Regions from separate parts of the Mus musculus genome. Here regions 1 and 2 are each linked to region 3. A link is a loop called in an ENCODE intact Hi-C map of the cell type or tissue named here. Cell type or tissue: heart. All regions are shown on one strand. Each heading gives the region's core, and the rest is flanking DNA. Links, peaks and the distances in the headings are about the cores only.

Region 1 (10,844 bases), core at 1,618-9,617, 93 kb after region 3:
AAATTCATTAAAAGAAATGTGAAGAAGCTGGTGGTGCACGCCTTTAATCCCAGCACTTGGGAGGCAGAGGCAGGTGGATTTCTGAGTTCGAGGCCAGACTGGTCTACAGAGTGAGTTCCAGGACAGCCAGGGCTATACAAAGAAACCCTGTCTCAAAAAACAGAGAGAGAGAGAGAGAGAGAGAGAGAGAGAGAGAGAGAGAGAGGTGAAGAAGTCTATGCCAGGGCAGTACTCGGGATCTTTCGAACATGGTCTACACAAGATTTCTGGGATTGTTTAGCCTGGTATGACAAATTACTACTAAAATAGGCTCATACAGACTGTACTGGCTAGTTTTGTGTCAACTTGACACAGCTGGAGTTATCACAGAGAAAGGAGCTTCAGTTGAGGAAGTGCCTCCATGAGATCCAGCTGTAAGGCATTTTCTCAGTTAGTGATCAAGCCGGGAGAGTCCCTTGTTGGGTGGTACCATCTCTGGGCTGGTAGTCTTGGGTTTTATAAGAAAGCAAGCTAAGCAATCAGGGGAAGCAAGCCAGTAAGAAACATCCCTCCATGGCCTCTGCATCAGCTGCTGCTTCCTGACCTGCTTGAGTTCCAGTCCTGACTTCCTTTAGTGATGAACAGAAGTTTGCAGGTATAAGCTGAATAAACCCTTTCCTTTCCAATTTGCTTCTTGGTCATGATGTCTTGTCCAGGAATAGAAACCCTGACTAAGACACAGACATATAGAAGGAAATTTAATTAAAGATAAATACATAGAAAAGGATACTAATTCAAGTAATATAAAGAGAAAAGGAACATACATACCCACAGAGAAGGGATAATTTAAGTATACATAGATATAGTAATGAATTTAGGCTTTGACCTTACTATTAAAAATTAATCGTGTAAGAACAAGGCAAGAGATAGTGGGGGAGCACTGTTTCAATGGATAATAATTTTTGTTTAGATTGCTTTGATTGCTTTGAATTGTTTTAATTATCAAAATGCATGTGGTTATAAGTTTGGTAGTTATGATTTAGTCCTCTGGGAGAAAGGTCAAAATAGGTCAGGACTGAAGGAGACTGCCAATTTCAATCAATCTATACCTTTGATGATTTCAGGCTACTAGACCAAGGACCTACTATTGTGAAAGAGGGGCTCTGTACTTGTATTAATAGGAAAAAAGAAAAGACTTTGAACTCCTTCCAGAGTTCATGGATCAGGGGAAGGCCCCATGAAGACCTTGGCTACAGAAAAGAAAAAAAAATTGAAAAAAATCAAACAGGACAGGTAACTTGATTTGCTGAGTCCTACACAAGGGAACAGCCCTGTAAATGGCTGAGACATAAAAATGTCTCTAGCGAAAAACAGCTAAACTTAGACAATAAATCTTGTTGGTTGTGGAACCCTTCATCATGCCATCCTTCACATGGCATGATTGAAGATTTATTACAATTGGTTATTGATCAAATTAACTCATAAAAGGAGAGTTGCCTTTTACCTACTCAAACTAGGAGCAAAATCTCATCCTTAACTGATCTGTGCAACTTGCACAATCCATACAAATATCTTAATAGTTCTAAAAATTTGGTTGTAAGATTCATATATTACAGAATGTACAGCTCTGACAACACTCATCTACAGGGATGCTGAGGTGACCTGCTGCTCCAGCTACCTGCCTCCCAACACAGTGTCAGGAACAGCTGCTGATTCCTGATGGACTCAGCTCATCCAGCCTTTCAGACAGAGCCAGTCAGAACTTCAGTCAAGTCCTAAGCCTTCTAAGCACACAGAGACTGAATAACCGATGATAAAGCTAGCTTTCTTAAGTCTAACCAATTTGTTTTTGTTTTTGTTTTTCGAGACAGGGTTTCTCTGTGTAGCCCTGGCTGTCCTGGAACTCACTCTGTAGACCAGGCTGGGAAATTTGCCTGCCTCTGCCTCTGCCTCCCGAGTGCTGGGATTAAAGGCGTGTGCCACCAACGCTTGGCCTCTAACCAATTTTTCTAATTTTCATATCCCTCCACAGTCCTTTAAAATGTTTTTCATCGCCCCTATTCAGCAGGGAGAAGTTGTGAAAGTCATCATCCCGACCCCTTGGTTTTGGGGTCTGGTTATGGTTATTTTATAAATTATAGGTAGGTTGTCACTAAGGGATAATTTGGAAGTGATCATAATTTTGAACAGGGAGAAAACAGATGGGATGGATTACTAAACTTATTCTTGAGTAAAGCACTGTATATCTATAATCTTACACTGATAGAAATCATTATAATAGATGCAAAATTGAAGCTATAATTTCTTACATTGGTACAGAATTTATATATTGATACAGATTTAAAGTTTTCATTGGTATAAATCTTTATGTATTGATACAAATTTTGAAATTAATATTGTTACTCTTAGCTAGGCATTAGCAGTTGTGCCCATGCAACTCATTTAAGAATATAAGGCCTTCTATAGCTGCTATTACAAACTGTTTGGGATGATTAAGGATGACAAGTTAAGGGCTAGATAGTAAGCTTATGGTTATATTAGATTCTGATTTAATTATAATAAAGTGTTTTTAATAGTATTCAAATAGAAATAGCTAAGAGTAGTCAAGATTTAACAGTTCAGATATACTTTATATAGAGAGTCTTCAAAAACATCAGAACTCCACAGAATATGGCATTTATAATCATTTCATTATTATCAGAATTTTGACTAAGAGGCATGTCAGTTCCCAACAGTTCAAAGAAGATATTGAGCATCATAACCTCCATATGGAGTTGTTCCAGTTGTGGCAAGTAGCCACTGGGAAAGAATTACCCTAATTCACCTACAGACCCCACCCCACCCCCCAAAAATATTGTCCAAGATAGTCGACAGCTTTGCTCTGCCAATACAGCGTTAGCTAGTCCTTCATAGTTCCTGCTTCACTTAAGTTCTGTCAGGTGATTCTGGGTCAGAAGGCTGAAGACAAACGTTTTGAGGAATGGGGAACTGTCCAGGTAGTCAGCTGTTTCTGCAAATTGGTGAAGTTTTGGTAGCTATGTTTTTGTGTTTCCTATAGATTCAGGCAATATTTAATTCGTTCTTGGATCTCTGATGGGGTTGAAGACTAGTTATAATCTCATAATCAAACTTAAGTTGTCTAGCACTTAAGGAAGATGATGTAGATTTGAAAGGATGGTTTTCATATGGTAATGTAGTTGAAATCAAAACATAATTCAGGTACAGAATTGTAAACTCTTTAAGTTAGGGTAGATGTTAGAGTAATGAACCTAAATTGACAAAATTGATGGACTGGACATGATTAGTGTATATCATACCTTATAGTTTACGCAACTGTTAACTACATTCAATGTATATCTGAGAGAAAAGGCTTTTTAATGGATGGAAAGGATGAGATGTTATGGATTTGGTTTATTGCTTATATTATGTTAATTGGGTTCCCAAATTACAAGAGGATTCACTTGTCTGCATGTGAGACACTGACAGTCCCTGCCCTCAGCTAGTTCTAATTGATAAATAAAGTTGCTGATGGCCAAAGGCTGTGCAGGGAGACTGAGGCAGGACTTTGAGGTTCCTGGGCAAGGAACTCGAGGGAGGGGAGAACCGCCATGCCAGGAAAGGAACAGGATGCCAGCATGGGAGCTGCAGAAGACAGAGAATCAGGGAAGAGTAGGCTCAGGGCTCACTCCTCCAGCTGGGTCTGGGGTAGCAGAGGTGAAACATAACTTTCAGTAAGTAATAATTCAGGAGTATCAGAGGGGAGGCATTAGCAACTTATGAGTCAGGGAATGGCCCAGCTGTTGGGCTGCTTAGGGCATATTAAAAATAAGGCTGCATGTGTGTGTCTTTCACTCTGAATCCAAAACATTTGGGCAAATAGTGAGGAGTGTGCGTGTGCCCACTGGGTAGCTTAGAACAGATTAACACACTACCACTTCAATTTTCATTCTGGCTACACTGCAGAATCATGTGGGCAGTCAGACTCTTGGGAGGGGTTTTCCAAGGGATTTTAAAGAGTAATCTTGCCTGGACAGAGCTCTGCTCTGCAGAGAAGAGGAAATGGTGTTTTATGGATAGACAGCTTTGGGTTGGAGAGCACAGAGCTTTGAACTCTTAACACTGGACCACAGAATCACAAAAATTATCAAAGAGATCAACACAAAGATAAGGTCCAGTTAAATGGCATAAGAGAAGCTATACAGCTGTTAGCAGCAAAGCCACAATTAAACTGTGGTTCCTGAAGCTCAACCAAATCTCTATCATAATATTTAGCTGTAATTACAGTCACTGTAAAATGGAAAAAAAAAAGATATTTGGGGAGTTCTAAAACAGAAATCTCAGCACACAGCAATAAGGTCAATTATCATTTTAGAGACCCCAGATGTTTCATTTGAAATCTATTTTAAGAACTCAAGGAATCATTGTAGTTTCTATTAATCCTGAAACCACCTCTCCAACGTCACCAGGTCTTCTCTATCTACAGCCTATCTGGTTCAAGTAAGCGGTGCCTGAATGACCGTGGTACCCAGAGATTGTGACTGTGAAGGAGAAAACAGCAAGGTGGATGTGAATGGGATTCTGGCAGCCTTAGAGGCCCACACTCCTGCTCCCTTTCCAGCAGGCTGTCTGTGGCCCTGTGGTGACGTTATCACCACATCACTCTGACAGGGGCTGACCAGGAGAAAAGTGCAGCCATGGAGCCAAGGGGGAGGCCCATAGTTTCTTGCAGACTACGTGAGACTCAGTGAGCATGAAAACTACACTGGAAAGCTGTATCTTCCACCTGGCTCTCATTACAGGTCTTGGCTAGCAGGAAAAGGACCTGTTGGCTTTATCTACAGGAGGTAAAAAGAGACAGAATATTTTAGGGAAGATCAAATAAGCGGTTTTTGCTGCAATGGTTTCAGGTTTACCAGCACAGCAGGTGGGTAAAATAGTACAACACAGACTAAAGTAGGGAAAAGGTGAGAGTCCCTGCAGCTGGACAACACAATGCCGTAGCTAGTGAGGACGGAGTAGAGACATCTGGGAGACCTTGAGCCACTTGGCTAAGGCACCGAACCTTGTCCTCTTGCGATGGATTCGTAACAATACTGTCTATTTCTATTTTCTGGCCAGAAAACAAACATGCAATTAGAAATGACTTTTGCATGTGTACATGTGCATGCTGTGAGTGTACACATGTGTCTGTGTTTGGGTGCATTTGTGTGCATACATGTGTATGTGCCTGTCCACAGGTTGACATTGGGTGTCTTCCTCAATCACTCCCTACTTTATTTACTGAGGTGGGGGTCTCTCACTGAGTCTAGAACCCACAGAATTGGCTAACCTAGATTGCCAGTTTGCTCCAGAGATCTTTTTGTCTCTGCCTCTGAGCACTGGGATGACAGAAAGGCCATAGTAGCATGCTAGAATCCAAACTTAGTTCTCACACTTAAAGAGCAAGTTCTTCATCCACAGGGCCATTTCCCAACCCTCTGAAATTATTTTTAAGGCAGATTGCTGAAGAAATAACCTCAGGGGGGCTGGAGAGATGGCTGAGCAGTTAAGAGCACTGACTGCTCTTCCAAAGGTCCTGAATTCAAATCCCAGAAACCACATAATGGTTCAACAATCATCCCTAACGAGATCTGGCGCCCTCTTCTGGAGTGTCTGAAGACAGCTACAGTATATATCTTTAAAAAAAGAAATAAAAAGAAATAACCTCAGGAATTAAAGAGATGAGCAGGGGTAGGAGAGCTACCTTGGTAGTTAAGAGTGCTTGCTGTTCTCACAGAGGACTTGAGCTGGATTCCCAGCACCTACATGGTACCTTACAAACTCCAGTGCCAGGGGATCTGATAGCTTCTTCTAGACTCCTTGAGCACCAGAACACACATGATGTATGTACATACACTCAGGCAAACAGCCATGCACATAATATAGTTTTTAATTAAAAAAGAAGAAATGCACTATTATAATTACATAGACAGAAAGACAGACAGACAGACACAGAGAGAGAGGGGAGGAGGGGGAGGGGATAGAGAAGGGGAGGGGGAGGGGGAGAGGGAGAGAGGGAGAGAGAGGGAGAGAGAGGGAGAGAGAGAGACTAAAAGCCTGATCAGCTATAGAAGGTAAGGACTTAGAGAAGAGCACCCCGGCCAGCCAGAGTGATGTCACCGTCCCCAACACTTTTCCAAGCTAGCCACAGGGTACAATGGGAATGATGTTTGTTTGAATGAGATTTTGGACTTTTAAACAATGCTTATGTGTACTGATTTATTCCATTGCTGGTGAGGCAAATGTGTGTGCCACAGCATGCTCGTGAAGGGTAAGAGACAACGACCATGTGGGTCCTGGGGATGGGGCTCAGGCACTCAGGCTTGGAGGCCTCTCACTGCACACATAGAATGCATTTAATTTGCAGCAAGTTTCAGAGTACGGGTGAGTCACTAACAAACGTAGACATCTAGGTGGACTCAGTGCTTTCTGTCCTGTTGGACAATGCAAGCTATTACTCATTTGGTTCTCAAGCTTCTCCTATACTATGATCAAACACAAATGAGAACTTCATGTGAGTTTATTTTTACAAATAAACTTGGAGACCTGGCTTGGCAGGATGACCCATCTTACCACATCACTGGGCCTTTTTCTATTTTGTTAAATCTTTCTCACATGAGTTTAAATGTTCTTCTCAAGAATAACACAGTTCATAATTTATATTTTCCTCTTTATCCTTTCAATAGTTTTTACCTTTCTTCTTCAATCATGGGTTGGTTTTTAAATCAGGAATATGAGTAATCTGGTGAGATTAATGAGATAGTTTTTAAATGAAGTTAATTAAGAGACAGTAAGGATTTCTTTTAACAGTGGACATTATAGCTAAAACGACTGAGTTGGGTCTAGAGAGCTGGCTCAGCAATTAAGAGCAGTTACTTTTGCAGAAGACACAGATTCAATTCCCAGCACCCACACTGCAGCTCACAACCATCTATAACTTCATTCCGAGGGGATTCAATGGCATCTTCTAACCTCCAGGGCACCAATCACATTCGTAATACATATATATGTATGCAGACAAAACACTCATATACATAAAGTAACAAAATAAATGTGGTTTATTAAAGAGTCTAATCTGGTGATCTAAAAATCTGAAAGCATTCATTATTCATTGGTATTAATTTACAACTAAAGGAGAAATGAGTGAGTACCTTTTTGTTCCTTCTTTTTGTTTAAGAGAATGACAAAAACCATGTTTTCAGAGCTCTGTCATTAAACAATGTCTTGGTGGTGACCGAGACAGGCAAGGTCCCTCTTCCCAGTGAGCATAATTCTGCTGAAAGAAATTGGTGTTAAACAAGGGAAGGAGACCATGAATCATGAAGAGCACCTCCTGTGCTGGGTGTGGGACAAAACCTAACACAGCAGTGTGGGTTAGACTTGCAGAACAGGGAGGGAGGGGACACATACAATAAGCACTCAGTCTCAGCAAGGTCAGCGTGCAGAGAGTTCCAGACAGGAAGGGGCTCAAGTTGGTGGCATCAGATAGTACATATATCATACCCAAGTTTCTTTTAACTTGGAAACTGTATTAACTATATTTCTAATTGTTTTCTGTTGTAAAAACAAAAAAACAACAACAAAACAAAACAAAACAAAAAACAAAAGCCCCATAACCTACCTCTAACTCAAGCTAAATGGCCCTTCGAAAGAAGGCACAGGGACACTGTGGGTCAGGCTGTGGTCATCATCCTTCTCTTTGGTATCTATCCCACACACTTGCTTAATCTCACTGGAATTTGCTTATTTATGTGCTAGGACACACCCCAGAAGTCCTTGCTGTGGCTGCAGTTGTATATACAGGTGGCATATTAAACCATCAAGATAAGGAAAGTCAAAACTGGATCATCTTAAATCAAAGTATCTGGAAACAAGCCAAAAGATACAACTCAAACTCTTCCCATACTTCCTCATGCTGCCGGCAGCAACAAGACACAGTCCCTTAACCCTGAATAGAATTAACTCAAAGCTCAGCTCAAATGTAGAAACTGGATTAAGAAATAGAAGTAATATCTTCCATATCGCAACTAAGCATTCTATATGTAACTAATACCACACAGTAATCAGTCCTGTAGTTGTTGGGTTTTGTTTTTGTTTTTTTTTTAAAGAGGAAAGACTTAACTTCATTACACACATGAACACACACACATGCATATTCACATATATAAATATTCACACACATGCATATTCACATATATAAATATTTACACACGAAAGAAATCACAAGCCAGGAGTTTCCCTATAAAGTTATATCATTTGTCATATCCTAAAAACTACACGACTACAGCAAAGAACAAGAAGCAGCCTGAGTAGGCTGTCACTCATACTCATCAAATTATAGGATCAGATACCAATCATCACCTCAGGGGAGAAAATCTTTCTTTTCTTTTAATTTTAATTTTTTTTCTCTTTGGAGACCCTATCTTATGTAGCCCAGACTACCCTCAAACACACTATGAATCCAAGGATGACCTTGAATTTCTGACCCTTCTCTCTTTACCTATTTGCGGGAATTGGCTGCCATATCTAGTTCATGCAATGTTGGGGATCAAACCAAGGGCCTCATGCATGCTAATCAAACACTGTACTGATAGACTTACATCCCCGCTCCTTCCTTCCTTCCTTCCTCCTTCCTTCCTTCCTTCCTTCCTTCCTTCCTTCCTTCCTCCCTCCCTCCCTCCCTCCCTCCCTCCCTCCCTTCCTTCCTTCCTTCCTTCCTTTTCTTCTATCCTTTTCTGTTCTTCCCCACAAGCCCCACTCCCTACAAACACACACCTTATTTTTGAAACAGACTTCCTCTTAACAAAGGCTGGCCTGGTAGACCCAATCCTCCCACTTCAACCCCCTGAGTGCTGGAATTATAAGCAAGCTCCTCACAGCCTTTCCTTTTATGAAGAAATGTGTGTGTTTGAGAGGGGGAAGAAGGGAGGTGGGAAGGAGGGAGGGGGGAGGAAAAGAACCAAACAAAACCATGAGGCACATGTGTGCAGGTTCCCTCAGAGGCCAGAGGAGGGCACTGGATCACCTGAAGCTGGAATTCCATGTGGTTGGGAGTCTGGGTCTCTGGAAATTTAGCAGATTTGAGACCTTTCTCAGTGTTAGATTTTCTATGACATCAAAGCAGCAGTGATTTATTAAATTAAACAATTCTTCTTGAGACAATTTCAGACTCGAAGCAATTTTTTTAAATCAAAAGGTCACTACCCAGTAATTATCTAATTAGCGAATACATTTTTCTCAACTTAAACAGTAATTAAAAATTACAACCGTAAAAGAGTGCTAATTGGGTTTTCACAGAAGTGTGAAGCACCTAAGCAGTTTCTGCGCTTCAGTCCCCTGTTGATGGTTCTGCTAATTACTCTTTCTCTGCTACATGAGAGCACCAATAGGAGACGTTTGGCTTCAGTAGAGAAAGAGCCGAGTCAAACAAGCTTCAGGATCCTCCATAGGTATGAGATCTCCTTCAGTTGGGGTAGAACCGATCTGGGACATAAGCAACAAACCCTGTGCTTTAGTCTGGGAGAAAGAGAAGGGGGGAGGCAGGGAGAGCTCAAATACCCTCGCAGGGATGCCTACTGCAATCTTATATAGCAGGTCAATATGACACCATCACCACCCACTATGTGCCGGTAGCCTGTGACATCCCTGATAGGTCAAGCTGTAGGACCTCACAGCCCTTATCCCACTAGATGCCTGTCCAGTCCCAATGTCAGTGGTTTGCAATGTATTGATGGGTCCCAGACATGGAGGGACTGCCACAGCTAACATACAGCCCCAGTGCTCTGCAGATGTCAAACTGGATTGTGTCATCTGCGGGGTGGTTGCATAGATGCAATGCGTATCTGCTAATTAGTGGAAGGTATGGAGAGTTCCCTTACGTTTAAAAGAGTTCTATGTATCTGTAGGAGCCCAAAAATCAAGGTTTTTTTTTTTGTTTTTCAACAAGGTGACCACAAAGTCTGCTTGCAGTGGAAAAAAAGACAGCATTTTCAACAAATGGTGCTGGCTCAACTGGCGGTTAACATGTAGAAGAATGCTAATTCATCCATTCTTAAGCTCAAGTCCAAGTGGATCAAGGAGCTCCACATAAAATCATAGACACTGAAACTTAAAGAGGAGAAAGTGGGGAAGAGCCTCGAACATATGGGCACAGAGGAATAATTCCTGAACAGAATACCAATGTCTTGTGTGTAAGATCAAGAATCAACAAATGGGACCTCATGAAATTGTAAAGCTTCTGTAAAGGCAAAGGGCACTGTCGATAAGACAAAACAGCAACCAACAGATTGGGAGAAGATCTTTAGCAATCCTAAATCCAATAGAGGGCTAATATCCAATATATACAAAGAACTCAAGAAGTTAGACTCCAGAGAAACAAATAACCCTATTAAAAATGGGGTACAGAGCTAAACAAAGAATTCTCAACTGAGGAATACTGAATGGCTGAGAAGCACCTAAAAAAAAAAAAAAGTTTAACATCAATAGTCATCAGGGAAATGAAAATCAAAACAGTCCTGAGATTCTACCTCCCACCAGTCAGAATGGCTAAGATCAAAACCTCAGGTGACAGCAGATGCTGGCGAGGATGTGGAGAAAGAGGAACACCCCTCTGTGCTGGTGGGATTGCAAGCTGGCACAACCACTCTGGAAATCAGTTTGGTGGTTGCTCAGAAAATTGGACACAGGACTACCTGAGGACCCAGCAATACCACTCCTGGGCATATACCCAGAAGATGTTCCAACATGTAGTAAGGACACATGCTCCACTATGTTCATAGCAGCCTTATTTATAATAGCCAGAAGCTGGAAAGAGCCCAGATGTCCCT
Region 2 (10,844 bases), core at 1,769-9,768, 68 kb after region 3:
TCTCTCCAGCATGCCCCTCCCCCAGCAATCTTAAAGGCTGAAGTATCTTTCTGGATGTTAACTCCTTGATTATTCATGACCCTGTCTTGCCTCCCCATCTTTTCAAATGGTAGTCAGGGTTTCAAGGACTTTGCCTAAGAGTGTCCAGACTCTAAAAAGTGAGGCATGGTATACTTTCCAGCTGTTTTACCTTTTAGAGTGCATTCAAGGATAGGTTTCCACGAAACTCTTGTTAAATGGTTCTCGAAGAAGATGATGAAAATCTCCCCTGCCTCTAGCTCTCTACTCCTCTCCCACTGGATACTGTGCTCCAGTGCCAGAGATAACCAGGCTCCAACACGACATGTAACTGATAAAAGACCTTTAATCCTCTATGAGTTCCAGCGTGAATAAGCTTGGGCAAAGTAATGGATGAGTGTGCCTGCACTGGAAAACAATGCATGCTGCAGGAGATGAGAACTGGGGTTCACAGCTCAGGAGAAAACTCAGGGGCGCCTCACTTGGTGACCCAATGCTCCTTCAGAAGAGGACAGCAGACCTTTTAAGATTTGTCTTGGAGCACTGAGCATGGTGACACATGCCTTGAATCCCAGCACTCTGAAGACAGACACAGGTGGATCTTTGAGATCTAGATCAGCCTAGTCTACACAGTGAGTTCCAGGATAGCCAGAGCTACACACACACACACACACACACACACACACACACACACACACACACACACAGAGAGAGAGAGAGAGAGAGACAGAGACAGAGACAGAGACAGAGACAGAGACAGAGACAGAGACAGAGCCCTGGAAGAAAACTTCTAGCACTGAAACTGGTGTCTGAATTATCAACCCATTCTCTAGTAACCAGAGCCCTTTCTTAATTGGGAAAGGCAACGGCTTCTTCAAAGCCTACAAACAGGGCAGCTGGGAGGAGAAGTGGGCCCAGTCCCTTCCTTCTCTGCAGGTTGGCGAGATGAAACTTTATTCACAGCACACCAGGGAAGGCAGGGAAGGGCTTCACTTCTCTTATGAGCCAGGTGAGGGCTCAGGACTAAGCACTGAGTTTGGACTATAGAGAAGAAGCAGTGGTATTTCTTGTGTTCCAAATTTGTAGAATCATATTTCTTTCCAAAGTACCCAGGTGCTAAGGTAACTTCATACAAATACTTAGATATGCAAATATATGCAAAAATTTTATGTGCATGCATATTATACTTAAGCATTACTTTTCAAAACCACCATTGTTCAAGTGAATCATAAGAGGGTAGTAGGACTAACTTGCTCCATAGAACATTCCACACAGAACTCTCTTGTCCTTGGGGATGCTAAGACATCCTGTGGATACCTGAAACCCGGGGAACCACACTCTGTTTTTTTCCTATACATACACCTATAATAAAGTCCAATTTATTTTCCTTTAATTTTTATTTTTTATTTTTATATGTATGGGTGTTTCATCTGCATGTATGTCTGTGCAACATGTGCATGCCTGTGAGCCACCATGTGGGGACTGGGAACTGAACCCAGTTTCTCTGGAAGAGCAGCCAGTGTTCTTAACTGCTGACCCATTTCTCCTGCCGCATAAAGTATGGTTTCTAAGTTAGGCACAGTCACTATCAACAACAATAACAATGAAATAGAACAATTATAGTATACTGTTGTAAAAGTTATTTTAAAAGTGTTCAGTGGCAAAGGCTGTTGTCCTAGCTGAGGAAGGAAGATGTTTCTCAGTCCAGGCATTTGAGAGCAGCCTAGATGATACAGAAAGACCCAATCTCAAAGCTTTGTGCCTGTGGTTGCTCTTGTGTACCTGGTTACCACACTATATGTGCATGAAGGAACATTCCACATACCAGTGGGACAGAAGACTGCATTGCACTACAAGTTTCCATGCAGAAGGAAGTGCAGTTTAAAACTTGGAAGCTGCCGGGCGTGGTGGCACACGCCTTTAATCCCAGCACTTGGGAGGCAGAGGCAGGCGGATTTCTGAGTTCGAGGCCAGCCTGGTCTACAAAGTGAGTTCCAGGACAGCCAGGGCTATACAGAGAAACCCTGTCTTGAAAAAAAACAAAAACAAAAACAAAAATTTGGAAGCTATTTATTTTGTAAGTTTCCACTTACTATTTTTCAGACCATGGTGGACATAGTGGACTGAAACAGAGCCCTAAGCATTGAATACAGAGGACTCTATAATACAGCACAGGGTGTCTATGGAAAACAATAACTCAAAACGTTTAAGTACTAACTCAACATCAGGTACCACTTGGATTTCACAAGATTCCAAAGCCTAAGATTAGACAGAGACATAACTGACAGCTAAGGGCAGCTACTCACTACTGGGTGACCAGGGACAGCATGCTACCTCAGTTTCTCCATCTTCCTTGTGAAGACTATAATTTCTTCCTCCTGTTTTAAGGTTAGAATAAAATTATACTTTTGTGGATATGACTGGTGCTGTTCTTATGAACCAATCATCTAATAAATACAGGAGCCAGTCACTGGGCAAATAGGAGGGACTTCTAGGTTGGACAGAGGAAAAGAGGAAGCAGGAGAGAGTTAGGTCCTCTTTGGACAGGGATAGCATGAGGACAAGATGTAATTATGAGTGTCTCCCAGTTTCAAAGGTGGATCCATTGGGATTTGCCACCTGATTTAAATTTAATAAGGCTTACAAGTTAGGATTTTAGTTGTTGCACCCAGCGATTGTGTTCCATTTTCCTTCATGCAGAGGCTCATCTGGGTTCAAGAGAGAAAGGGACAGTGGCAAAGTGTGGGTTTGCCTGAGGTGCAACAAAGGTCACAGGGCTTTGAAGCATGGGGCTGGTGTGGTAACCACCCATCTATGGGAACCTAGAGAGCTGGATGGAAAGATTTTGGAGCTCTGAGTCAGAGGTAAAAACAGGTCAGCCATTGCCCACCAGTGCATGGCCAGCCAGACCATCAAGGTAGAGAGGTGCCCGGAACAAGAGCAGGAGCTTGCTGAGTTCTTTATTTTTTATTTTATTTCCCACAGCATTATACCATTTAGGATTATTTTTGCCAAGGCTCCTAATTCCTGAGTGTTCAATAAATAGTTGTGACTATTATCATATCCACAGCTATTTCCAAAAGTCTAGATTATAATGATCTTGTGAAATGGAGAAGAGGAGGAAGAGGAGAAAGAGGAGGAGAAGGAGGAAGAGGAGGAGGAAGAAGAGGAGGAGGAAGAGGAAGAATAAGAAGAGGAGGAGGAAGAGGAAGAAGAGGAGGAGGAAGAAGAGGAGGAAGAGGGGGAGGAAGAAGAGGAGAAGGAAGAGGAGGAATAAGAAGAGGAGGAGGAGGAAGAGGAAGAAGAGGATGAAGAAGAGGAGGAGGAAGAGGAAGAAGAGGAGGAGGAAGAGGAAGAAGAGGAGGAAGAAGAAGAGGAGGAAGAAGAGGATAGAGGAGGAGGAGGAGAAGGAGGAGGAAGTAGCTGAGAATGGAAAAGCTAGGCATCTAGTGAGGACTTCTGAGCTCCAGTCTCTGCCTTATAGTGCCAGGGCCTGACATTCCTAGTGTAGTGTGGGCTTTTAAAAGAGCTTCATTTCCCTAAGCAAGGTATAAGCAACATCATCAGCCTAGCAGAGCTAATGCACTCCTCCCATGAGACAGAGGGAGGAGAGTCACTTCCAGGGGCCTCTTTTATTGCTATTATAAAAGATGTTTAGGATCCATTATCACAGAGGCTTCTCATGCAGTCTCTGACACATGCTCCTTTCTTTGCTTCACAGAGAAGAGTGTAGAGGGGTCTTAGGTTAGGCTAGATGAAGGTAAGATCTCTTCTGCATGTGCCTGGTGACAATGGATCTCATAATTTGATATCAAAGGTGTATATGACTTTTTCTTTAAACTCCATTGATTTCTTTCAATATTTATGTGTGTGTTCTTCTGTGAGTTCATGTGCACATGTGTGCAGGTGCCTGCAGAGGTCAGAAGGTAGCACTGGGTCTCTGGGAGCTGGAGTTATAAGCAGTAGTCAGGTGCTATGTGAATTCCTGAAACCAAGCCCCAGGCCTCTATAAAAGCTGTCAGGGCACTGAACCCCTTACCCACCTCTATGCATCCCGTATTGCATTTTCTCCCAACCCCAAACTCAAGGTTCAATCACTCATGCAAGTTTATAAAACACACATTCCAAATCACCTTCAATACTCAGAGTGTCAGACTCTATAGCCAATACATCAACACTTCAAAGAAGGAGCCCCACATGTGCTCAACAATACACTCGAAGCCGAGGAGTACTGAGAGTGGGAGAAATAGACTTCTTCAGTGAAGAGGACCCCAGCTGGCTATCAAACCCTAAGTGATCATCCCCCAAAACATACATACAAACAACACTATACAGACTGGAAGTGTATTTATATATTTAAGAGTATATATGTATATACATATATGCATAAAACATAATGAAAAAGGAGGCCATGAATTTGCGAGAGCGAGGAGGGGTATAAGGAAGAGTTTGGAGTGAGGAAAGGGAGGGGAGAAATGATGTACTTATACTATAAGCTCAAGAAATAAACTATTTTTAAAAAATGATCAAGAAGGGAATACTTATAACCTGGTGCCACGAATGGCTGGGGCAGCACAGATCCTGTTTTGCTCAGCTGTCTACACGCTGTAAACAGAAGTGCCACAGTACCACAGACGAGGCTGTTGTCTCTTTTTTAAGCAGACACCGTTCTTTGAAATACTAGTTACTATGTGGTTATCGGTCCCACATACTTGTGCTCAATGGAAAGTACTGGATGGTGGTAGCGGTGGAGATCAGAGGTGGTGGGGACAAGGGCGGCTGTGTCTGGGATCTGATCTATCTGATCGTAAGTAGTCTGAAGGAGTGAGTCAGAGAGGAAAACATTGTAAATCGAATCCGGCCACTGCCGCTACTGCAGGAACTCGCACCAGTCGGCCAGGGGCCAAGGCAGTGAGTAGTAGGACTGTTTCTGTGATTATCGCGCCACGCTGTTTCTGCCATTAGCAATGATAAGCCTCCCTAGCTCCGGTCAGCAACATGGCTTCCTCTGTCAGCTTTTCAAGAGTGCTTTAAGCAGAAAGTATTGTCAATTGCCACACCTATGATTTCCACCTGATTCTTCCATATGTGCTGGGGGGGGGGGGGTGGGGTGGTGGGGGTGGGGGTGGTGGAGTGGTGTAGGCTTCAGCGCCCCCTGGGGGTGGCACCTCTACACTGCAAGAATGCATGTGCTCTCATAAAACAGTAGAAAAGGGAGTTTCCTATATCCATCCAGATGAAGATTTTTACAAGGACTATTGAAATACCATACTTCAAGCATACCCCTTCTAATTCTCCCTCCTAAATCTCTACATAGCCAGGGTTAATTTTCTCCTGATAAGAATTCATTTTCAAAAGAAAATTTGGTTTAATTTCCTGACTGACTTTTGCAAAAGCTTCCAAATCAAAATAAGATGGTTCCAGCTTTGCAGGCTGGAAACTATGAAACTTTTTTTTCCAGAGAAATGTTCTTTTTTTTTTTTTTCCTTTCAGCAACATTTTGGCAGACACAAAACCTAATTATAAAACCTTTGCTGTCTAGAAAAGAACTGTCAAAATAAAACAAATGCTGTCAGATGTAGACTGCAAATCTCACTTTATTATTCATTATCAAATAAAAATAACTGTCAGAAACCATGGAAAAGCATCAGTTAGCCAAAAATCTGAGCAAAAACATCAAGTCTATGAAACTGACACCTCATCTGTATCCAGCTGATAAAAATTAAAATGGAGCCATGACAACATTGATTCTCAGGACCTCCCTCCCCCAGACAGTCCAGTGGCTTTGCTGTGTAGCCCAGGCTTCCCCAAGACCTCCTCCTCCCGCTGATCCAAAAAGCAAAGTGTCCTTCTTCACCCTCTCACCAGGCTTCTCTACAAGGGGCAACCTTGGGGGTGTGGTGGGTAAATGTAGAGAAACACCGTTCTGCAAAGGGAGGTGGGGTGGGGAGGCTCTTTGTCCCAGAGCTGTACCTGCTGGTTGATAGCCGACTCTTTTGGATTCATTTTCTACATTACTAAATGCAAAATAGAGAATTAATCTGTGTCTTAGTGTTATCTAAAGGTCTAGGGAAATTCAATATCCTTGCACTAAGATAGTCTGAGAACGTAGCCATCAAGCCGGATGCTCAAATGCACATTTGTCTGGCCACGTTCAAGCACCTCTGCCTGGGCTGGACGTGGACTTGCCACCTGCCTGGGGTAAGCTTGTCCCCCTCCTGGGCTCCTGGGCTAAGCAGGTTTCATCCAGTTGCCACCAGGGGTGGTTTTTTAAAGATCCAAACTCATGTATGTTTAAAGGCCCAGTTGACTGCCCATCACAGGAAAGCTGAGACTTCAACCCTGCTGACAGAAAGAATCCTTTACACGCATGGCCTCAGCCTGCTCTGTGGGCACCCAAGCCTATGAGTGCTTACGCTTCGGTCACGCACAACTAAGCTCTCCCACTGTTAGAATACACCATGACCTTTCAGGCTAACTCGCATAAACCGGTTTCCTCACATAAGCACATCCTCCTTCATGTCCGCTGGACTCAAACCTTAAGGCCTAAACGTCAGACCTCTTGTGAACCTGGCACTTAGTACCCCAAACCTCTCCAGGCCACACCCTTTTCTCCATCTTCTTTATTGGCTCTTTGTGGCTTTTTCCTCCTTATGCCTCTTTCCTCAGGGCTAAGAAGGAAGTTTATTGTTTGTGTTTGCAAGACCTCACAGAGGACCTGCTCACAGAAAAAGAACAAATACATGAAGAAAAGGCCACCAACTCCAAATAGCGAGTGAAGACTCTGAGAATTGACGCTGGACACTACACGGCTCTCTAAGGCCCTGCCCAGCCATTGCCTGACCTTGACCTTACAGAAAGAGGATGCTACTCTAATAGACAGATGACTATCAAGTGAGGTATCGGGCCCCAGTGAGGGTTTGAGCAAGTATCAAACCTGCAAATACAAGAATAGCTTGTCCCCTGGGTACCTGCTCAGTCATGCCGAGCGTCACGGGGGCTGCAGAAGAGCACTTTGGAAAACCCTGGTCTGGAAGAGGCTCTCCAGATTGCAGCTTAGCAAACCCATTTTCAGTTCTGCCATGTGGCAGAGCCCCCCTAGATTAGAACATGGCAGCCTGTGTATGAGACATACAAATTCCTCCTCTCATGGTATAAGTAAGACAAAGAGACAAGATCCCTTCTTCCTTTGTAAGCAGTAACCTGACCTGTCAAAAGAGATGAAATCAGACTGTTGGAGAGATGGCTGGGTGATCAACAGTACTCGCTACTTCTGCAGGGGACCCAGGTTTGGTTTTCGGGATCCTTGTAAGGCAGCTCACAACTGCCTGTAACCCCAGCTTCATGGCTCTGACAGCCCCCAAATAAATCTTAAAAAACAAAACAAAACAAAACAAAACCTGAAACCAGAAGGGCAGTCACATGGCCATTACAAAGCAGACAGCTCAGACACAAGGAGCAGGCAGAACAAGGGCCTTTTTCAATTATATGGGTTCTTGACATAATATCAAGACCTTTTTAGTCAAAGACTAATTATCTATCTTTCTTCCTTTTCCTTTTTTTGTATGTGGTGTGTGTGTGTGTGTGTGTGTGTGTGTGTGTGTGTGTGTGTGTGTGTGTAACTGATTGTCTCCTACATGTGAGGCAAGTGCTCTGTCACTGAACCCTGTCCTCAGCCCTCCTCTGACTTAGATTCATAAGAAATCAGGAGCAGAATGATGGCTAGGTGTGAACAAGATCTACCTAGCCATTTTGTGACTGTGATCACCTGTTTTCACTTCCACTTCGTTAATTTCACTGAAACACTTTCAAGGCAAGGGCTGTGAATCTGGGCAGGATATTTTATCCCTGAGCCTGGAAAGCAAAGATAACAAAACCCACCTTAACATGATGTCTGACACGGAAGCACTACCCAGGCATTAAGGCCCGGGTAAACCCGGATGTTGGAGCTATATTCCCAGGCACCATGCTTAGAGCCCTGCTAGATCACATGCTACACTGAGAGCAAGTTTTTGAAAGCGGAAGAGTGGACTGAATTATGGTGGGTTTTGTTGTTATTGGGGAAAACTCAGGAACTTTTTCTATTTGCATGGGTTTAAATGAAGTTCAGTGTGATTTAGTAAGGACGGCCCGAGATTCAAATGAAGCATCAGAAACTGAATATTTATCCAGATGTTCATCTGAGGCTCTCTAGGGGTTTGTGGTGGTTTCTTTACTCAAGGAAGATAAGTGCCAGAGACGCTGGCCTCCCTGGACACCCGCCTCAGCCTCCATCCTGACAGCAACCAGCGAGGGAGGATCCTGCTGAGCGGCTCCAAGAGGATGCTGGGAAGGTGAGTGATTTGGCAGCCATTCACCAAATAACTGACTCGGCCACCAGAGAGCTGAGATAAAGAAAGATGGATTTGAGGAAAGGCCAAACCAGGGCTGTGGGATTCACAAGAAGGATTGTAAGTGCGGAAATAGAGCAACTTCCTCATTCTGACGGCAGGGATGTCTATTGCTTGGAATACTGAGAGACCGCTGAGATTCTTATCTCTTCTTTGAAATGTACTAAGGGCAAAAAGATACAAAAGTCTGTTGAAAGACTGAAAACACTTGCTCTCTGAAAGTCATGAGGGGACTGGGAACCGGAAAAGTGTTCTAATTTACAACACTCTGGGCGCAGATAACTTTTTCGTAATTTAAAGCTTGGGTGTGCACAGGTTTGGGAGCTCCTCAGATGAAGCTGTAAGATCAGCACAAAGGGAGGCATGCGGCCTGCTCTCCGAAAGCATAACGATGCTACGCTTAATAACAATGCTACGCTTAATCTTTGTTCTCCAGGTCCTCTGAGAAGCAGTTCAGAAGGACCGAGTGGCTATTATACTAAGCAGAAGGACCAAGTATGTATTCTAGAAAAAACAAAAACAAAAATAAAACCTGTAAAATCTTCTGTCTTTCTTATAGTTTGCTCTTACAGAAAATGCTCAACTTTAAATTCTTTATTTAAAAAAAATTTTTTTTATCCTTTTTACAAACTTGCAGGCAAACTACATCTGGGGGCCCCTCGGGAGTGTTAGTGTTTACTGACCAATCATTTAACTCCTCTCCCAAACCTAAAAACCATTCTTGACGGTCAGGTAATTCTCCACGAGTCTGCAGCTTAGTCTTTCAGTAATACCAAACTGAGAAACAATAAGCTAATTACTGCAGAAGCACTCGAAGGTTTGGCAAGCTCAGGACAGCAGCAAGTAACTGAAAATCCTATGAACAGACAGGAAAAGAGACTTGTGGTTCAAAATAATAGATGTATTACTACATATGTGGTAGGGAAAATGCAGAGGCCAGTGAGTCTCGGAGATTGCTAAATCAGAGAAAGCTAGAATATTCCGTTTAGGTAAGCATTGGCTATTTTGCTTTTGTATTTCCAAATATGCAATATTAGTTACATGTGTCAAAACCTGCAGAGTTGCTGTTAACTAGCACTCTTAATATCAGCATCTTCCTGACTCTCTTTAGAGACTTAGAAAAGTCAGTGAGACCTGAACTAAGGGGCCCGGCAGTTCCACTTCCCGGGCAGTTCCATTTCCCCGGAGCCCTTCTCTGAAGCTTTGCCAGATGCTAAAGGATCCCACTGGTGGTTGGTGTCCAGCATCAGGACAGGCAGACAAACATTATAAGAACTGGCCAGCACTTCTGTCCGAAGAACAGAGGAGGAAACACTCAATGGTAGACAAAAAAAACTCCATAAGCCCAAACATGAAGCAGTCTGGTTAAAAATTTGAGATGCTGAGTGCAAGAAAAAGATTGTCTTTAGATGTGCAGATGACTCTTGCTCCAAGGCCAAAGGAAAAGAAAACTCTCTGAGTCCCCAGAATACTAGACTTTCATGTGGCCAGAGGCAGCCCTTGGGCCAGCACAGCAGGAGTGATGGTGAGCTTTGGTGATGCAGGAAATCCCAAGCAAGCACAAGAGCCACTTTAATGAGGATGACTGGAGAAAAAAAAAAAAAAAAAAAAAAGAGGTGAGAATTGGGCTGGACTCTGTGCCCAGCAAAGGCAGAGTAGGTTAACAAGGCAGGAAGTAGAGGCATGTGAACGGCCATGAACCAGGACGAAAGCAAGACCAAACAATCTGCTAAAGCAAAACAAATGTCCCTGTGTAGTCACAACAGGCTCACAGAGTCCAGCCTATCAGAGATGAGCGCAGGGACTGAAAAGTCTCACACTCAATTCTACTGATATGGGTGGCGTCCAGTCTCTGAGCAGGCTAAAATCTGCACCAGAATGCAGGCCACTCTCTCACTGAAGAATGGATGAAGAAAGACCTGAGTGTTAAAGATAAGCTGTGCACTGTGCCTGCTTTTCTAACATCAAGTGATCACTTTTCCTGTATAGTAAGGAGCTACTATATGAAACATATTAGAATAAACTGTTAGAATGAATATCCTCCATCATTAGCTAGTGAGAGGCTCAGGGCACAGTTAAGGATAGTTTAGACATAAGGAAAAGCATTTTATATTCCATATTCACATCATTGTTTCAATCTATATCGATATAAGATAAACCTTCACAGACGTCTCTTCCAGAATCGTCTGCATATGCATATGAAATCCATGCTGGAGTAAAGTGATGTTAGACTTAAATATCGAAAAAGAGCTACCCATAAACCAAACAGAATGCCCTTGGTGACTTTTATCTCTTCTGCAATGATGTTTCCAGATAGCAAGGTTCTTCTCATTCCTTGTCATTCTTGTCACCCTAACCCAGGAAGCAATCAGGGCAGTCAATGCTTACCCTCTGGGGACAACGTCAGCAGAAAACTGAAACTGACTTCTGACTGGG
Region 3 (10,844 bases), core at 1,893-9,892:
TGTCCCTTCAGAGTCTCCTTATCCATCTCCAAGTAAAAGATGCATATAAAGATCTTCTTCTTCTTCTTCTTCTTCTTCTTCTTCTTCTTCTTCTTCTTCTTCTTCTTCTTCTTCTTCTTCTTCTTCCTCTTCCTCTTCCTCTTCTTCCTCTTCCTCCTCCTCCTTTCTTCTTCTTCCTCTTCCTCCTTTCTTCTTCTTCTTCTTCTTCTTCTTCTTCTTCTTCTTCTTCTTCTTCTTCTTCTTCTTCTTCTTCTTCTTCTTCTTCTTCTTCTTCTTCTTCCTCTTCTTCTTCCTCCTCCTCCTTTCTTCTTCTTCCTCTTCCTCCTCCTTTCTTCTTCTTCTTCTTCTTCTTCTTCTTCTTCTTCTTCTTCTTCTTCTTCTTCTTCTTCTTCCTCCTCCTTCTTTTTTCTTTCTCCTCCCTCCTCCTTCTTCTTCTTCTTCTTCCTTCTCCTCCTTCTTCTTCTCCTTCTCCTCTCCTTCCTCTTCTTCTTCCTCCTCCTCCTCCTTCTTCTTCTTCCTCTTCTTCTTCCTCCTTCTCCCTCCTTCTCCTCCCCCCCCCCCCCTCTTCTTTCTCTCTCTCTCTCTCTCTCTCTCTCTCTCTCTCTCTCTCTCTCTCTCTTTTTCTCCCTCCCTCCCTCCCTCCCTTCCTCCCTCCCTCCCCTCCATCCCATGTGTGTGTGCAGGGCACACATGTATATATGGAAGCCTGAAAATGAAATCAACTATCTCCTTTCAATGTTCTATAGTGCTCTCTACTTTTCTCTCTCTGAACCTAGAGTGTACCTTTCTGCTCAGCTAGCAGTAACCAGCCACATTGTCCTAGGAGTCTATGTCCCTAGTGCTAGTATTTAGGCAACAGGCGTGCCCAACCAGTTTTAACTCGATACTGAAGATGGGGATCCTGGTCCTCATTCCATGTCAAGGCTTTAGCCACTAAGCCATCTCCCCATGTGATAGTTTGAATATGCTTGGCCCAGGGAGTGGCACCATTTGGAGATGTGGCCTTGTTAGAGGAAGTGTGCCACTATGGTCATGGCCTTAAGACCCTCCTCCTAACCATGTGGGAGTCAGTCATCTCCTAAGGGCCTGAAGATAAAGATGTAGAACTCTCAGCTACTCCTGCATGCATGCCTGGATGCTGCCATGCCTTGATGATAATGGATTGAATCCCTGACCTGTAAGCCAGCCCTGATTAAATGTTGTCCTTCTAAGAGTTGCCTTTGTCACAGCGTCTGTTCACAGCAATGAAACCCTAACTAAGACACTCCAGATTCCTCTTTTTCTTTTTCAGCCTTCTCTGTTCAGCTTTTAATGTTTTCCTTCATTCTCCAGATTGGAACTCAACATCCCACCTGGTATTTTAGACTTTATGATCTTACCACCTACTCACATTCCTCTCTCCGTGGAATTCTTCACAGCTCTAACCCTAGGACTGCCCCAGGGATCATGTGGCCAGCGTCCGGCCCTCCTGCTTCACTCACTCACTGCCCCTTTCTTACAACCCCACCTTCTCAGAAAAGGAATTTATTATTTACCTCTTAGTTTTGGCCTAGGCTGTGAAGTAAGGTTCAGCTTCTTTAGCCCCACCCCCACCCCCTCTGCAGCTTTTCTGGCTCCCTAGCCTTTATTTTGTGCCCACATACCACAGGCCTTGGTAGCCTTGTGACCCAGGAGAAGTAGAAAAGTCAGAAAAATCCTTTGTATTTGACAGTGCATCAGGAGGCTCCCATGAGCATCCCCTCTGTGGTGTTCCAGACTCCTCATCCAGGTGCCTTAGACCAACTTCTGCCTGCTGTAACTAAAGTGGAAGAATTATATAGGCTGGGCAGATAAAGGGGCAAAGGATGGGGTACTGCAGAGAGCCAGGGTGGAAAGATACAGAGGAAAGTGAACTGGGAAACTAGACTGATAGGAGAGTGGTCACAGACAGGATCCAGGGAGGAGACTTGAGATTTAGTTGGCAGGACAGCAAGGAGACAGTAATTATATTAGGCTTCTTTCTTTTTTTTAATTCCTAAAATTGAAAATGAGATTTTTCCCCCCACATAATATATTCCCTTTATAGTTTCTGCTCCTTCTACTCCTCCAGTTCCCTACTCCTCCTCCTCCAGTTCCCCCCTACTCCTCCAGTCCCCCCTACTCCTTCAGTCCCCCCTACTTCTTCAATCCTCCCTCTACTCCACCAGTCCCCCCCCACTCCTCCAGTTCCCCCTACTCCTCCAGTCCCCTCGCTACTCCTTCAGTCCCCCCTACTCCTCCAGTCCCCCTTCTATTCCTCCAGTTCCCCCCTCTACTCCTCCAGTTCCCCCCTACTTCTCTAGTTCCCCCTCTACTCTTCCAGTCCCCCTCTACTCCTCCCATCCCCACTCTGCTCCTCCAGTTCCCCCTATTCTTCCAGTTCCCCCTCTACTCCTCCAGTTTCCCTTCCCCTTCCATCTCTCATTAGAAAATAAATAATAATAAAATATTATATAATAAATTAATAGTAAATAAAAACAAGTAACAATGGAATAAGATACAATAAAATAAAACAAAACCTAATGCATTGGACTAGGACAAAACAAACAAACAGAAAAAAAAATCCCAGAAAAGGCACAAGAAACAGATATAGATGCAGAAGCTGACTTACTCCCACACTCTGGAATCCCATAAAAACACTAAACTGGAAGTCACAATATATATGCAAAGTACCTGAAGGGTAAAAATAGAGAAGAAAAAAATTAAAATATATATAAATAAAATAAAAATATGATTAAAACAAGAACAAAAGGAAAATCCCATCTGACATTGTGAGACAAGGAGCCTCCGAAGAGGCTGTGAGTTCATTTCCTGCTGGCACCTCCTGCTGGACATGTGGCCCACCCTTAAGAGTAGTTTGTTTGTACAGTGAGACTCCCCAGGAGAAAACTAAAAGTCCATTTGCAAGTGGTTATCAGCTGGAGATTGCTTCTGGGTCAGGGATGCCAAGCAGGCCCTGTGTACACTGGTTCAGTCTTAAATTTCTCTGTGCATAGATCTGTTGCTTTAGAGGGCCTTGCTTTCTTAGTGTCTCCATCACTCTGGCTCCTCCACTTTTTCTGCCTCCTTTTCCACTGGCTTCCCTGAGCCCTGGGGGGATTTGATGGAGACATTCATTTAGGGCCTCTCACTCTCTGTGCAGTGCCTGGCTGTGAGTCTCTGTGTTTGCCCCCCTCTGCTGCAGGAGGAAGCGTCTCTGAAGGCTGAGCAAGGCAGGGTTAACTTCCCTGGCCCAGCCTGTACTGGCTTCTTGCACAGAATGCCCTTAGAAACATGAACTTGGGGGCCAATGAGCTATGGCAACAAAGCTCAGGCCTAAAAGACAGAGAGCATGCATCTTGTCTTGTCATCTTCTAGTTAAGTGCTCGCAGACCGTCTGTCCTGGCCCAGCCTTCGTGTGCCAGCCACAGCCTCCACTCTGATCCTGCCGCACATGGGCCAGTCTAATGCAGTGTGATGGCTTCTCATCCAGTTCACAATCTTGGTCTGTCTCTCTCTAAATACATGGTTTCCAAGTATTTGGTGGAGCCTAACAACAAATGGCTATAAATAGGCATTGTGTGTATAAAAAAGGGAAACTAACCAAAAATATTCACCCTCAGCCTATGATTAAGATGATGAGCACAGAACAGGCTGGGTCGTCTGTTTTCTGGCTTAGGATGAAAGGAGAAAAGTCTTCCCAACCCCCACCATGGCATTTAGTGAAATCCTAACCACAGATCCTTACAGAAGATCCAAAGGCCTCTCTGAGAACCGTGCTTTTCTTGCGTGGCACAGTTTATATCCCAGCAAGCAGGAAAGACGTGTCTGGGCTCTGAGCACATTTTTGGACAAGGATGAAATGATACTAATTTAATAGTTAATTTGGAAAGGGGGCTTTGCTTGTGGTTCAGCCATGATGGCTGTCGGGCGGGCCTGGCCACTGGGTTGCTGGGGACGGCGTATCCATGGCGATCCCAGGAACCCACAGCTGTGACAATTTCGGTGTAGAAACCTGAAGGTGAGCGGCATTCTTCCAAGAACAGCCCCCTACAGTACTGCTGTCCACTGCCCAGATCCCAGTGTCACCCAAACCCTGTAATCACTGCAAGGAGGCCCACAGGTACTGCTTGCCAGAGGTCCGAGCACCAATAGCAAGGCAGCTCGTTCTTGCCCACCCCGGCTCTGGGCAGCGGCCCAGTTGAAAGGAAGGTAGTTTTCTATTCTGAGAAGCTATTGGGCTCTCACAGGAACCAAGATCCAGAACAGGATCTTTCTACAAGGAAAGCTGGAAGCATGCTTGAGACAGCAAGCAAAGATTGCTACATTGCTCTACAGCTCATTCAGAGAGAACGAAAAATTGGGAAAGCTCAAAGAACACCTGACTGGGAGGTCCCTCAAGTATAGGTCTGCTTTGACTATGAATTCCCACAGATAGTTCTCTTAAGGTTTCCAAAGACCCAGTTCTTTCCCCATAGCCTGAGCTGTCTTCTTTCTACATACCCAATCCTGAGTTACCTAAACTACGTTAGTTTTGAGGCACCTCACACATACTTATAACAGGACTTACCAAAGGGTGGACTCTGAGGTTGTGCTGGCTGAGCCATTCTGTAATTGTGTGTGTGTGTGTGTGTGTGTGTGTGTGTGTGTGTGTGATCTTCCTTCCTGCCCTCTCTTGAATAATCACTTTATCAAAGCGGGTAGGAGAGACTCGCCACCCCTGCCACCTTCACTTACACCGGTGGGTGGGAACTCCCTGCATTCAAGAGCATGTGCTCATCAAACTCCTACTTCTGAACCTGCGTTTGGAAAAACCAATTAAGAGAGGGAGAAAAACTAAACGGAATTGAGCTTTCCATTGGACAGAGCCGGGCAGGTTTACAAACAGCATGGAGGGCTGTGCCACATTGGGGACTCCTTTTTGCCAGAGTCACTGAAGAGCAAAAACCCACTGACATGATGGACTCTGAAAATTGGGCTGTTGGTCTGATGGCCTCTCTTGGCTTTGGTGCAGTGTGTCACATGACAGCCACAGGCTGGTAACTATTGGTTACCAAAATACAATCAGAGAAAGGGAGATGCCATAGAGATCAACTATGGTCTTTAGCAATCCACTCTGCAATTCTAATGACCAGAGACAGGTCTGAGGGTTCCCAACCCAGACAAATGATAATGATCAAGGATAGAGAAATGCTAACTGTCCTGATTTGACCATGTATCAAATTATAATAGTCTACCCCATAAATATGGACAATTATGTCAATTAAAATCTCTCTCTCTCTCTCTCTCTCTCTCTCTCTCTCTTTGGTTTTTCGAGGCAGGGTTTCTCTGTGTAGCCCTGGCTGTCCTGGAACTCACTCTGTAGACCAGGCTGGCCTCGAACTCAGAAATCCACCTGCCTCTGCCTCCCGAGTGCTGGGATTAAAGGCATGCGCCACCACTGCCCCCAATAAAAATCTCTTAACCCAGGCATGGTGATACATACATTTAATCCTAGCACTCAGGAGTCAGAGGCAAGTGAATCACTCTGAGTTCAAGGCCTGCCTGGTCTACAGAGTGAGTTCCAAGACAGCCAGGGCTACATAGTGAAACTGTCTCAAGAAACAAAGTCAAACAAACAACATTTTAAACTGGGCATTGTGCCTCATGCCTATTATCTCAAAAAAAAAATTCTTATTTCAAAACAACAATAGACCAAACAAAGAAAAATAAATCTTGATAACATAGGAAATCCAAAAGGTAGATTCTCTCGAAAGCACTGAGATCTTGCAACTTCTTGCATGCCAGAAAAAAGGATTGTGAATATGAAGGTCAGAATATTTATCGCTGAACACTCTATGAAACCCTCAGAAGTCACTTCCTGAATTGGCAAAAGCCCACAGGCAGGCAGGAAGCTGCACAGATCTCTGCTTCCCTCCCCACGCGCTCAAGGCCTCCCTTTGGGGTTGAAAAGGCGCTCCTCCCCGAACTGCCCACGGCAGTGCATTTTACAAGGGATTGCATGGTAAAATAGCAAATAAAAAAATTTTTTTTAGTACCTCTGCTGTTCAAGGGCAGGAATGACAGACAACCATTATTAATAATTCTCCGCCTCCTTCTCCCTCTCTTTCTTCTTCTTGCTCTGAGGTTGTGCTAGGTACCAGGGAGACCATATGTATCCAGGAAGCTTAGAGTGAACCGGAAGGATGGGTGCCAAAGGACTGGTAATGTGCAGCGGTTATTTATTAACCAGAAAAAAGGGATTTATCCTGCTGGTGTGATTTATAATGTTTGCATTATCTAAGTCTTTGCATAATAAGTCCTCCTGAACTTACTATTCCTGTGACAGCTTATTTCTACCAGAGGAGGTGAGACTTGGGTGAGGGCTCCCAGGAGGATTTGATCAGCAAACTGGAAGGAGGTGACTTGGGCAGAGGTGGTCCTGTGTGGCAGGAAGCACATCTGGGTGAGTGGGAGGTTGGGCACCCTGGCAGGCTGGAGAGGGACAGACTAGGAACAGCCTGGAAAGAACAGGTGACGGATGGCATGGTGATGCATGGCTAATCTTAGTACTCAGGAGGTGTGAAGGAACATCAAGAGGTTTTGTGGTTAACCCAGGTGTATAGAAAAGTCTTGTCTCAGAAGAAAAGAAAGGGGCCAGGCGTGGTGGCATGCCTTTAATCCCAGCACTCAGGAGGCAGAGACTGGTGGGTCTCTGAGTTCAAAGCTAGAGTGAGTCCCAGGACAGTCAGAGCTGTTACACAGAGAAAGCCTGTCTAAACAAAACAAAACAAAAACACCAAAGCAAACAAACAAACAGATGGGTTGGATCAGTGTCGATTCCTCCAACTAGAAAAAGAAAAATTGGAAGCCAGTAACTTTTTTTTTTTTAAGCACGGATGAAAGGCAGGTTCAAAGATTCAGCTCTGTGTCCACTGTTCATTGACTAAGCTCCAAAGATGACTTGAGACTGTGACAATGTGGCCACAGATGGCAGCCAGGACTCAGTGCCCCAGAAGGGATGGTCTATATCACAGCTATCTGTGTTAGCTCAGAGCCTTGTAGACAAGTGCTGAGGTGACCTAGCCCTGAGTGTGGGAGTTATACAGGGCAATCCAGGCCCCACTGTGGGGTTCTCAGTCCTGCTAATCAAAGCATCGAAGAACGGACTCAAATGGAAACACAAGGACAATTTTATTAGAGATTAAAAGAAAGACCTCAGGGGCGGGTAAGCCCTGAGCCTCAGCAGCTTTCTGGAGGGGGCAGATGGAGGGAGAAGGGGAAAGGCCACTGGGCCTGGCATGGAGATCAGACACAGAGCTGGAAGAGTGGTTTTAGAAGAGTAAGCTGCCCAAAACACTGCAAGGACGGGAGTGCCCAGGTCAGGAGAACACACCTCAGAAAGAGACAGGAAGAAGAAAGGTACAGCCACACTGCCTCACTAAGGAACTGATCACCCCATCTCTGCCTTCTTGACATCACTTCCCAGGAGGGGGTCCTTGGCCCAAATGATTGAGCCTGGCTGTCTTAGTCACTGTTCTATTGCTGTGAAGGGACAGCATGACCAAGGCAACTCTCATAGAAGAAAACACTTAACTGGGAGCTTGCTTACTGTTTCAGAGGGTGCGTCCATGACCACCACGGCAGGGAAGTGTGGTGGCGTGCAGCCAGGCATTGTGCTGGGACAGAGCTAAGAGCTTTATATCCTGATGTGTAGACAGCAGGCAGAGGGGGAGACAACAGGCCTGGTGTGGGATTCTGAACCCTCAAAGTCCACCTCCAGCAACACACTTCCTCCAACAAGGCCACACAAAACACCTCCTAATCCTTTCAAACAGTCATCAACTGGGGACTAAGCATGCTGAGACACGAGGCTATAAGGGTATTCTTGTTTAAACCACTATCTAGTCCAACTGGAGTGCTGTGTTTCCACCCAGACCAGTGATTCTATTCTGACAGCCAGAGGACAGTGCAGACGGCCAACAGAGCCTGAACAGGAACTAAGAGGTCTGAAGCAGAGCGTGTGGGGATCTTGTAATGGGGGCCATGCTACCAGGTGGGTTCACTCATGCAGCCTCACTTGGTACTCTATGAATGGAACTGTGACATGGCCCATCAGGCCTGTGTCACCTGCTCCATCTCCTCCAAAGGACCACTCCAATAGCACTTCTGTTCTTCTCTGCATGCTGGGCAGTATAAGATGGGAGTGCCCTGTGGGCCAGAACGTGCTCCTGTATCCTCCGTATAGACAAACACACAGCTTTGGCAGCTCATAGATGCACAGAGGAAAGAACTGTGGTCTCCAAAGCACTGCTTGGAAGAGGCCCCATCTCACACTGTCTAAGAAAGGGAAACAAATACGTATCCGGTCTTAGCTCCCACACACTGGGCCCTTTTCAGTCTGCAGCATTGTCTTAACCCATCCACTTACCCTGGGTCATCTCATCTCATACTACGGCCTTTGCTGGGAATGCTTCAATTCTACTTACTGGTCTGGTTGGGAATGTGAACCTGGGGGTGGGGCAGAGCCTTAAAATGAAGTGGACTAAAATCTCAGGCAGTAGCCAAGTTTATTCAGAGCATCAGACAATTTATACTCTGAGGATTAAGAGGCAATCACAAGGACAGGGCACACATGGCCAAACCACATTTCCACAGAGGCATCCGAATAGCAACAGCTGAGGTAAACTCACTCCTACCTGCTACACCTGGGAGGAGCACAGAAACACAGCCCAACACATGTTGTGAAGAAACTGAGGCCTCGAGACTCTTGCCTTGTTTTCTTGGAGTTCTCTCACAAGCACTTGATTCTCACACTGCTCCGGTCTTGGACTGTGTTCTGACACAGTTGCACGGGGCTTTTTTTTTTTTTTTTTTTTTAGTGCTTGACACACTCCAGCTGTTCTGAGCTCTGCTGGCCCAGCCTGATCTTCCTCCAGTGCTGGTGTCTTTGCATCTTTGCATCTTTCCATCTGTCTACCCAGGGAACTTACTCTACAACACTTTGCCTGGGTAACTCCCTCTCTAGGCCTCTGATCAAATCACCTTGGCACAGGTGCATTTTTGGCCAAGTCACCCCAGCCCCTGCTAGTCTTTTATGACAAGCACTCTACTTTCACTCCATGTATGTGCCTTTCTCAGAAAGATCCGACCACAGCTGGGTCCATGACTGCTTTGCCCGGCGGTGTGCTATGTATGCATTCTGCACGAAGCACTGAGAGGGGTGAGGGAGAGGTCTACAAGGCCTTACACAAAGCTTTAGAATATTCACATAGAAAAACAACAACAACAACAACAACAACAACAACAACAAGTTGGCAAAGAGGAAGGCTGGGAAGTGGACTAAAATCTCATGCACTATTCCTTCCCCACCCACCGAGGCCAACCAAATTGAGCACTTTTGCAGGCCCAGAGATAACTCCAGTGTTCAAACATGACTGAATCTTTATAATCTTAAAACACACACCCGTGGATGAAGATTGAAGATGCTAATGGGACACACAATGCATGAAGGTGTATGAAGAACTAATGCTGTGACATGTAAATGACCCAGAGGCCGCGCTAAGGTAACAAAAGGTCAACTGTCCAGTCTTGTCACAGCAGGGCTCTTCTGAGTTGCAGAATTCCTCCTCCCCAGCCCCACCTCCCCCATTTCTCCCTTGTTAGTATCTTTCTTAATCCTCACACTTTATTTGCAGCTAACACAATATTATAAAAACCCTCTGGAGGTACCCACCAAATCCCTTTATCAGGCACTACCTATTTGATAAACATCACTAGATAGAAACTGAGTGGGAGTTCTGAAGTCACAGCAGGATTTGATAGTGATGTAAACAGGGGCTGAGGCCAACTGGGGAGAGCAGAGGGGTAGGCTACTGCAGCCAGAGTCAGATGTAAAGAAAATAAACTCAGCCTGGGGAGATAGCTAATGGTGGTTCTGTGCACTCATGGGGACCTGAGTTCAAATCTCCAGCTCCCATGTAAAAAGCTGTGCATGGGACCACTTATACCTGTAACCCAAGCACAGTGGGAGGTGGATACGGTGGGAGGAAGGATCATTGAGGCTTGCTGATCGTCTGTCAGTTTGTGACTGCTTTCCTGATTTATCCAGTGGAAATCCCTTCCAGACAATGTGAGCCCTATACAGACTGTAGCTCCTTCTCCCATGGAACGCAGGGCATTGCTCGTTATTCCAGACCGTATCTATTAAGTAACTACCCTGTGCCCACTGCTGAGTTAGGAACTGGGTTTCACTCAGATGATTTCTTCACAGAGCTTAGTTAGGCTCTGGCAAAGTCAACCAGGGATGCTAGGGGCAGAGAGGCTCTGGGGATTAGCATCGCTTGCTGCAGATGGACCCAAGACAGAGAGCCCATGCTTCACCCAGCTCAGGGTGAATTAGAAACTCAAAGGAGCTGAGTTCCTTTCCTCACCACCCACCCTGTCCTTGAGGGTTGCCAGGGTTAGCACATAGGCTTCTCTTGAGAAAGTGAGAATAAGCCAGAGGAGAAAGGGAGGCTGGGAACGGCTCTCTTTCACACAACATGGGAAGATATGGAAACCACGCAACCAATCTGACCTCCCAAGAAATTCTAAATCAGCCGTTGCTGGGAAAGAACATCTCAAAGGGATCAGGGGAAATCTCTCGACATGGCAGATAATTAATCCACTAAAACTAACAGCCAAAGGCAGCAATGGAGGCTGTAATTACCCAAGGGCTTTCCAAGAGTGGATCCTGGAGAGGAGACAAGAATGGGTGGCTCTTACTTTAATGGTGACTGGTGGCTGGTAAGAATTGACCCTTCTGCCTGCTCTCAGCCACAACTGTTTCTGCTTATAACAGCAGCTCTTAGAGCTGCACCCTCCTA

Evidence for each region. Peaks named below come from ENCODE experiments on the same cell type or tissue, not always from the same donor. Only the 100,000 strongest peaks of a DNase experiment are listed, where the experiment ranks them.
Region 1: it touches region 3 in a loop (2.2-fold over the local background); 2 of 42 quality-filtered maps call a loop at or near these places.
Region 2: a loop joins it to region 3, with 2.0 times the contacts of the local background. A loop is called at or near these places in 5 of 42 quality-filtered maps.

Annotation. Positions count from the first base shown.
Region 1 is chr13:93,824,521-93,835,364 of GRCm38, reverse strand. The region is part of intron 4 of Arsb (arylsulfatase B); the gene reads right to left. Among named protein-coding and RNA genes, the nearest start is that of Mir5624, 39 kb to the right of the region's middle. In heart, for the core only: CTCF peaks have their summits at 5,619 (motif pointing left) and 9,030 (motif pointing right); no DNase peak of the experiment used is centred there.
Region 2 is chr13:93,850,135-93,860,978 of GRCm38, reverse strand. All of the region lies in intron 4 of Arsb (arylsulfatase B), which reads right to left. Among named protein-coding and RNA genes, the nearest start is that of Mir5624, 65 kb to the right of the region's middle. In heart, for the core only: CTCF peaks have their summits at 5,028 and 5,227; DNase peaks (open chromatin) are centred at 4,948 and 8,348; H3K4me3 peaks cover 532 bases; H3K27ac peaks cover 895 bases.
Region 3 is chr13:93,917,786-93,928,629 of GRCm38, reverse strand. The region is part of intron 6 of Arsb (arylsulfatase B); the gene reads right to left. Among named protein-coding and RNA genes, the nearest start is that of Mir5624, 130 kb to the right of the region's middle. In heart, for the core only: no CTCF peak of the experiment used is centred there; DNase peaks (open chromatin) are centred at 5,909 and 7,629; H3K27ac peaks cover 1,347 bases.